Linked DNA regions of Homo sapiens: region 2 is linked to region 1. Evidence: chromatin contacts called from ENCODE Hi-C or POLR2A ChIA-PET data. All regions are on one chromosome and are shown on one strand. Each heading gives the region's core, a stretch centred on a gene start or an enhancer-like site at or near the end of the contact. The rest is flanking DNA. Distances are from core to core; before and after follow the strand shown. Region 1 overlaps CREB3L2 (cAMP responsive element binding protein 3 like 2). Region 2 overlaps HIPK2 (homeodomain interacting protein kinase 2).

Region 1 (4,078 bases), core at 804-3,303:
CAAACCTACCCATTGACATATTCATCCATCACCCCACTTTATTTTTTATGCATTACAGAGTAAGTTGCAGACCTCAGTATATATAAACACAAATCCAATCTGGAGACTATTTTAAAAAATCTTATGCCCCACCTCCAGACATTTTAATTTAGTCAGTTTTGAGTGGGGCTCAGGCATTAGTATTTTTTAAAAATCTCCCCAAGTAATTCAAATGTGCAACCAAAGGGATAGGGGAGAATGCTTCTGCCTCCCATGAGCCCCGCCCAGAGACAGTGGGAGAGGCCAGTGGGTGGAGCCTGTGGAACATCATAAGCTATATAGGCTACGCAGACGGCAGCCTGCCATCTTCTTGCACGTACACACCCACACACAACATCAACCATCGACAAATGAAGCAAAGGCCAAGGAATGGGTTGGGAGGTGGAAAGAGAAAATTCCCTTTATTCCTTTAGAAATGAGGCTGCAGAAGGGGAAATTCAGGTCTAAAGACAGACACCCCCTGAGCTTCCACACTTAAACACGGCCCCTGCCCCTGCACCTCCCACCATCCTTCCCAGGTTCCTCCCCCGTTATTCTGACTCCCAACCACAGTGGAAGTCTGCATGGAAATGGGGTTGCAGGGCTTCTCAAAATCCAGCAAAAGGAAGAAAGTGGGATTAGCAATAAACCCTGCCTAGATTTTCTAGTCCAGACAGTCCAAAACCAAAGTGCCGAGGTGGCAGAAGCTACCGGTAAGCAGCATCTCCACGTCTGTCCTCTAAGAGACCCAAAGCACACAAGTGAAATGGTTATGCAACAACACAACGATTATAAAATAAGACTGTGGGGACAGTTAATACTTACAAGGGTTGGGAAAAAGGAATGACAAATAGTGACTCAGGAAAGAATCTTGGTATAACCCACTGGGCATCTAACTACATCATTAGTAGCCATTTCCAAAAAACCTTGAAAATTAATTTCATTTTGAAGGCAATAAATGACAGATAGATTATCTATCTAGACAGATAGATAACCATATGTAACCACAAATCTTGTTTTGTTTAAAAAGAAATGTAGGGCTGGGCGTGGTGGCTCATGCCTGTACGCCCAGCACTTTGGGAGGCTGAGGTGGGCGGATCACTTGAAGTCAGGAGTTCGAGGCCAGCCTGGTCAATATGATGAAACCCTGATTCTACTAAAAACAGAAATATTAGCTGAGTGTGGTGGCGCACACCTGTAGTTCCAGTTACTGGGGAGGCTGAGGCATGAGAACTGCTTGAACCTGGGAGGTGGAGGTTGCAGTGAACCGAGATCATGCCACTGCACTCCAGCCTGGGCAAGAAAGTGAGACTAAGAAAGAAAAGAAAGGAAAAAAGGAAAGGAAAGGAAAAGGAGGGGAGGGGAGGGGAGGGGAGGAAGGTAGAAGCAGTTTCCAAAAGTGCCTTACAATTCAAACTTGATGCCTTACAATTAGCCTTTTCTGAAGAGATTCCTCACAATCTTAGTCATCATATCAGCTTTGTGAAATCAATAGGTATTATCATTTCACCTTACAAATGAAGCAGAGAGACCAAGATAAATAAAAACAAATCAGAGACCATGGAGCACAAGGAGCCCAAAAATGCAACTATCCTGACTTCTGGACGACTTTACAGAGATATACTCTCTATACAGAGATAACTCTCTATATATCTCTCTAGAGATTATCTGTCTATATATAAAGCAAGAGATTTTACACACATATAAAATCTGTATTTCTAACATCTTTTGAAGTCAGAACAGCTGAAAACACTGGGTCCAAATTCCTATATGGTAAGGGTCTGTTGGAGCTAAGTGGCAGCTGCTTCCTTTAAGCAGGTCCTGAACTTTCCTATCCCCTCCGTCCCTCCTCCTCCCTATGATGTCTCTGACCAGCTTCACTCCTTCCTGTGCCTGACTCCTGAGCTCAAATCAACCAAGATGGCAGGTGGTTCTGGAAGTTGGCAATGGCAGGCCCGGTACGATGTAAAGGTTAGGAAGTCATGTCATATCGTTTTCAAATAATGGTGAGTGGGAAAAGAACGTAAGACACTGGTCAGGCAGTGACACAGGGGTCAAGAAGCTGAGTGACTCAGTGTGCTGTCATTCCCCCTGGGTGAATGAGAGGAAGGGGGGCTATCCTGACTAGGGCAGTAGTGACGCAGCTGAGGCAGGCAGCTGAGTCCCCACAAAGTTTGTGTTCTTCCAACTCCTAGCCCACTGCAGCACTGGGCACAGAGTGCGGCTCAGGAAACATCTATGGAAGAGAGCCGTGGATGAAAACCTCAAGGAGAAACACACACTCATTTCACCAACTGCCTGTGAGGGCCTAGAGAGTGGCCCCATGCATGGTGGGATGAGGCGAAGGTCTGATGGCATCTCAGAGATGTGATCTGAGAACTTGGAAGCTGTGGGACAAAACTCAAGACTCACAACGAGAGCAGTAAATGATGCTACTCTGGGAAAAAGAAATTTCAAAATAGTTGCATCTTAAGTAATTGACCATATCTGCCTGGTGTGCCCTGCTGACAGAGGAACTAGCACCAAGTCTGAGCTCAGTAGGGGAAAGATCTGTGTTGAAAAACAAGCATGTTCAGGACACACAGTGAGGGAAGAATACGAGTGCTTTGTGCCTGTCATCTCTGTTCTAATTGATCACAGCTCTAGCATATTGTACCCATTTTCTTTCATGAAACTTTTCCTTTTAGCCTGATTTTCCTGTTCCTACCCTCCAGGGTCAGGATGGCAGGCTCTGCCAGGCTGACCAAATAAAGCACAGCAAGGGCGGGTCATCAGGCCAAGACATCAAAAAGCACAGGCTGCAACTGGTCCTACCAGTCCTTAGTTTAATATAAGAATGCTGCCGGCCGGGCGCGGTGGCTCACACCTTAATCCCAGCACTTTGGGAGGCTGAGGCGGGCGGATCACGAGGTCAGGAGATCGAGACCATCCTGGCTAACATGGTGAAACCCCACCTCTACTAAAAATACAAAAAAATTAGCCGGGCGTGGTGGTGGGCGCCTGTAGTCCCAGCTACTCGGGAGGCTGAGGCAGGAGAATGGCGTGAACCCGAGAGGCGGAGCTTGCAGTGAGCCGAGATCGTGCCACTGCACTCCAGCCTGGGCAACAGATCGAGACTCCGTCTCAAAAACAACAACAACAACAACAACAACAACAACAACAACAAAGAACACTGCCTGGCTCTTTCAATCTCTGGCCTTGAGACATGCTGGGACTTCTGAGTGGACAGGTATAAAAGGGATCAGTCAGAAATGGAGACAGCAGGGAGCCTGACTCAGATGTAGAACAGATCCCCAAGAAGGGATCCAGGGGAGGCCACATCAGTTTCTTGGGCTCCATCTAGCTTGATCTGGCATCAGTACCTGGTGCATGCGGATGATGGGTGAGTCCAATCAGCCTCACAGGAGGCAGCAGAATATTCTAGCCAGCAGTTCTCAAATTTTACATGCACATGGATCATCTGGGGATCTTCAGATTATAATTCAGAAAGTCTAGAGTAGGGCCTGAGATTCTGAATTTGTGACAAACTCCCAGGAGATGAATGTTGCCAGACCATGGACCATGCTTTGAGTAGTCATACTCCAAGCCAGTAGTTCTCACCTCGGTTTCACTTTGGAAGCACTGGGAGAGCTTTTAAAATGCCTGATGCCCAGGCCTCATCCCAGAACCAATTAAATCAGAATCTCTTGGGCTGGGACCCAGGCATCAAAGTTGTTTAAGCTCCCAGGTAAGTGTGATGTGCAGCCAAGACTGAGACTCTTTGCTCTAGACCGTGGGGATGGGCAGAGCAGGAGCTTCATTGTTCCAGTGGGTTCGCCTGGCCTGGGGCAGCTCAGGAGAGTGGTCACCCAGGCTGAGTTATGCAAGTGACCACAGGCTCAGTTAAAAAGGTTCCAAACTGGTGGGGGGCAACCCCAGGCCTAGACAAACACAACCAGAGAAAGGGGAAGAGAAGACTTGCTGGTGCCCAGGGCTTACCCCAAGCATTGCAGACACCTGTAAAAATCAGGCCTACTTTCAGACTTCCCCAACCAGTGGCCCAGGCTCCTAAAATACATGA
Region 2 (3,793 bases), core at 1-2,500, 1.7 Mb after region 1:
GTTCAAGCAATTCTCCTGCCTCATCCTTCCAAGTAGCTGGGATTACAGGCGCACGCCACCACCCCAGCTAATTTTTTTGCATTTTTAGTAGAGACAGGGTTTCACCATGTTGGCCAGGCTGGTCTCGAACGACCTCAGGTGATCTGCCTGCCTCGGCCTCCCAAAGTGCTGGGATTATAGGTGTGCGCCACTGCACCCGGCTGAGAATCAAGTTTTAATGAAGTGACTTTAATGCATTTATGAGAAATGGTCATCACTAAAATCTAAGCCTTGAATGTGATAGTTCAGATTCAAGGCAAAGAATTTTTTAATTCCTCCCATTTGTTTGCTACTTATACCTCTGGTTTAAAAAGATACATCTGAAGTTTAACATTATATGATTCTAGATTTTTATAAAAGATTTTTATGAGTTTCTTATAGTTTATGTCTATAGCTTACTCATTCATTGTTCAATATTTATCTAGTGACCACAGTGTATGCTGAACACTGATTTAGATGCTAAAGATAATGCAGGGAATAAAACAGATGATTCGCCTACAGATGACTCCCTGCCCTCACGGAATTTACATCTACCTCATAACACTTGAAGATAAGTAGAATTGATTAGCTAGTGATTTAGTTACCTGAAAATCAAATGCTACATTTATGTAAGTTGGCATGAAATTATAAAATATCTTTCATAGCGAGGACCAGTCAAGATGATAAAAACTACTGGGTAAGTTCTAAATATGTCATACCAAGTAACCATTAACTATTTGTAAAAAAAATGGTCAGTTTAAGTCTTGACTTAGAACATGAAGACTTCAAAAAAAATAATTACAAGTAACTTTTTTTTTTGAGATGGAGTTTCGCTCTTGTAGCTCCAGCTGGAGTGCAATGGCGCGATCTCGGCTCACTGCAACCTCTGCCTCCTGGGTTCAGGTGATTCTCCTGCCTCAGCCTCCTGAGTAGCTACAGGCGCTGCCACCACGCCCGCCTAATTTTTTGTATTTTCAGTAGTGATGGGGTTTCGCCATGTTGGCCAGGCTGGTCTCGAACTCCTGACCTCAGGTGATCCACCCGCTTCAGCCTCCCAAAGTGCTGGGATTACAGGCATGAGCCACCGCGCCTGGCCACAAGTAACATTTTTATTCACTTCTGGTGATTAATTAGAATCACTGAACCAGAATCATAGTTTATTTAATCATCGCAGGTTGTCTTCTACATGACTACCTCATCTTTAACTTCTGTATTAATAAAGAATTTGCACTTTCACTATTCTCAGTCATGGTATGACTCAATGTTTTAGAACTTAGTATCCTCCTTGCAAAAAGTAATGCGAGCTGGAACAAAGCCCATAAGGTAACATTTACCACCTGGAACAATCAAAACAAATATTTTAACAGCAATAGATTTGTGGAGGACAGAAAGTCCTAGTGGCTAGAACAGTGGTGATTAGAAAAGCAGTGGTTAGAACTTTTTTTTTTTTTTTAATGAAAAAGATGGGAGGGAAGATGGCCACTAAATTGTATTTGAAACCAAAAGAAGTGACCCATCTGCTCTGGGGCCCGTGGAGAGAGAAGAGAGTGCAGATTACGAACTGGGAATGCAGAAGACAGAAAGATGATCAGCTGGAAACAAACTGAAGGAGTGTGTTGGCTAGCAACACATAATGAGAGTAGGGGCAGGCTTCTGACCTTGATGGTGGCGGAGCCGCATTCTCTCGCATAATCTGTCAGTTCTCTCTCTCTCTTACAGGAGACCAGCCTGTCTGGGAAAAAGTCACTTAGCTACCAATGCCTCTGAGCATACGGCCAAATTCCCCCAACCTCCTCTCTGATCAGCTTCTGCCTCTTTTTGTAACACTAAGTGGGTTGGGGAAGCCCCTGGAGGCTGAGGGCTGTCATAGGCCATCTGTGTGAGGACTCCCAGGGGCTGAGGGAGCTGTGAGGAGGGACGTAGAGACTGGGCTGACACCAGGTGCTTACCATTATCATGTAAGTTCTCTAACTGTTTCATGTGGGGTCTTCCCTATCCTTCTACCTACAGTGATGGTAGGTAACCTGAAGAAGTCTGACTTTTTAAAATTGGCACAGAGCAAAGCCCATTCCTAAGGAATGTTAAAAAATTTGCTGACTTTGGACAGGGCGTGGTGGCTCACATCTGTAATCCCAGCACTTTGGGAGGGTGAGCCAGGTGGATCACTTGAGGTCAGGAGTTCAAGACCAGCCTGGCCACCATGGTGAAACCCTATCTGTACTAAAAAAAAAAAAAAAAAAAAAAAAAAAAAAAAAATTAGCTAGGCAGACTGCAGACTACGCCTGTAGTCCCAGCAACTCGGGAGGCTGAGGCAGAACAATCGTTTGAGCTGAGGAGGCAGAGGTTGCAGTGAGATGAGCCTACTGCACTTCAGCCCGGATGACAGAGTGAGACTGTCTCAAAAAAAAAAAAAAGAAAAATTTGCTGACTTTTGGCTGGAGATTTTAATTACAAATATAGTAGAGAAGTTAAGATTAATATATAAAAAAGACGGTGCCAATAACTAAATGTTGTGCGGCACTTTTTAGTTTATAAGGAATCTTCCCTACATCATCTCATTTGGTGCTCAGAGCTGTGGTGGGGAAGGCCTCTCATCAGCTCAGATTTGACACACCTAATGTGGAGTGAGGTGGGTGTTTGGTTTTTCAATCTTTTAATTCTTTTCCATTATTCCACACATAAAGCAATAAGAAAAATTAAATGCTAAGCCGTATGGTATTGATTAGGTAAAACGGTGACTTAAAGGAGAGCTCGGTAGTGTCAGAAGAGCGCAAATCCATCCTGGGGATGAGATGCGTGCTGAGCCTGAAAGAGCAAGGTTTTAAACGGAAGGCCTTCCACCTGTGGAGAGGGCAGGAAGAAAGGCATGAGGATGGGAAGCAGACAGGCTACGTGGGAAAGGCGAGAACAGATTCCAGGCAGCATGGTGCTAGCCCAAAGCAGCAAACCTGGCATGGACCAAATTCTGGCTCCTTTCCACGAAAGGAAGAAAAATGAACACAGTAATCTATTAATCAATTAGTCTTCTGTTTTCGACTTCAATTCCCAGAGCTAATTAATCACTTCATTAAGTAGGAGATTCTCTCTTGGTTTAGGTCATTAATGAATATTACTAAGTAAAGCCTGGTTTATATTTCTAAAACTTTTGCATTTCAAACTCCTGGTAGCGCTTACGATGAAGATGTAAAAGAGGTGCCACATATGGACTGGAGGTTCCATCCCAGCTGCCGCTTCCTGCCATCCACCCTGGCTCTTCTCTGGAACAGCCATCTCCGGACCTGTCCTGGAAGTTCGCACACTTCTGCATTTGCCTTTGTCATCGTAAGGCTAATGCTGGGAAACGTGCTCACGTCTTGATTGTATTTATGCTGTGTCTAATTTTAGTTCTATTGTACCAAAATGACTGACATGGGTTTAATTGCTTGATCCAATAGATGCTGGTGCATCAGACCAACAGAAGCTTGCTCTTACCGTTATTAACCTGATATATTCTGACTAATTCACAGAATGAGGGAGAGTATGTTTTCTTCTTACAGCACATCCTGCTCAGTGACTGTGTCATCACCAAACATTTAAAAAGAGTCCGTTATGTTAAAAATATTATGCTAACCACCGAGAACACAAAGAGGTGTGGACACAGTCACTGACCTTCAGGGTACTGACAGGTTGTGCAACAGGTCACTTTACAAACAAGACCAGAGGACAGCATATGAAAAACAGTGAGCAAGGCCACAGGTACTAGGCGCTTGGAGTCTGGGGCCCCAGACTTGCTTCC

Evidence for each region. Hi-C counts contacts between places; a loop is a spot of excess contacts on that map. ChIA-PET counts read pairs that join two places held with the same protein, here RNA polymerase II (POLR2A). Pooled maps may share reads with other maps.
Region 2: a pooled map of posterior vena cava shows a loop between it and region 1 (17-fold over the local background). The contact joins two enhancer-like sites. A Hi-C loop is called at or near these places in 1 of 37 single-sample maps with no recorded cell type and 3 of 50 pooled maps. POLR2A ChIA-PET finds 5 or more read pairs at or near these places in 1 of 52 experiments (Caco-2).

The regions. Positions count from the first base shown.
Region 1 is chr7:137,976,583-137,980,660 of GRCh38, forward strand. All of the region lies in intron 1 of CREB3L2 (cAMP responsive element binding protein 3 like 2), which reads right to left. Among named protein-coding and RNA genes, the nearest start is that of CREB3L2, 23 kb to the right of the region's middle. RefSeq lists an enhancer at 1,656-2,584. Within about 2 kb of position 2,054, at least 16 of the 41 ENCODE cell types and tissues checked have a DNase peak (open chromatin) inside an H3K27ac peak, as active enhancers do.
Region 2 is chr7:139,671,646-139,675,438 of GRCh38, forward strand. The region is part of intron 2 of HIPK2 (homeodomain interacting protein kinase 2); the gene reads right to left. Among named protein-coding and RNA genes, the nearest start is that of HIPK2, 100 kb to the right of the region's middle. RefSeq lists a silencer at 1,111-1,260. Within about 2 kb of position 1,251, at least 5 of the 41 ENCODE cell types and tissues checked have a DNase peak (open chromatin) inside an H3K27ac peak, as active enhancers do.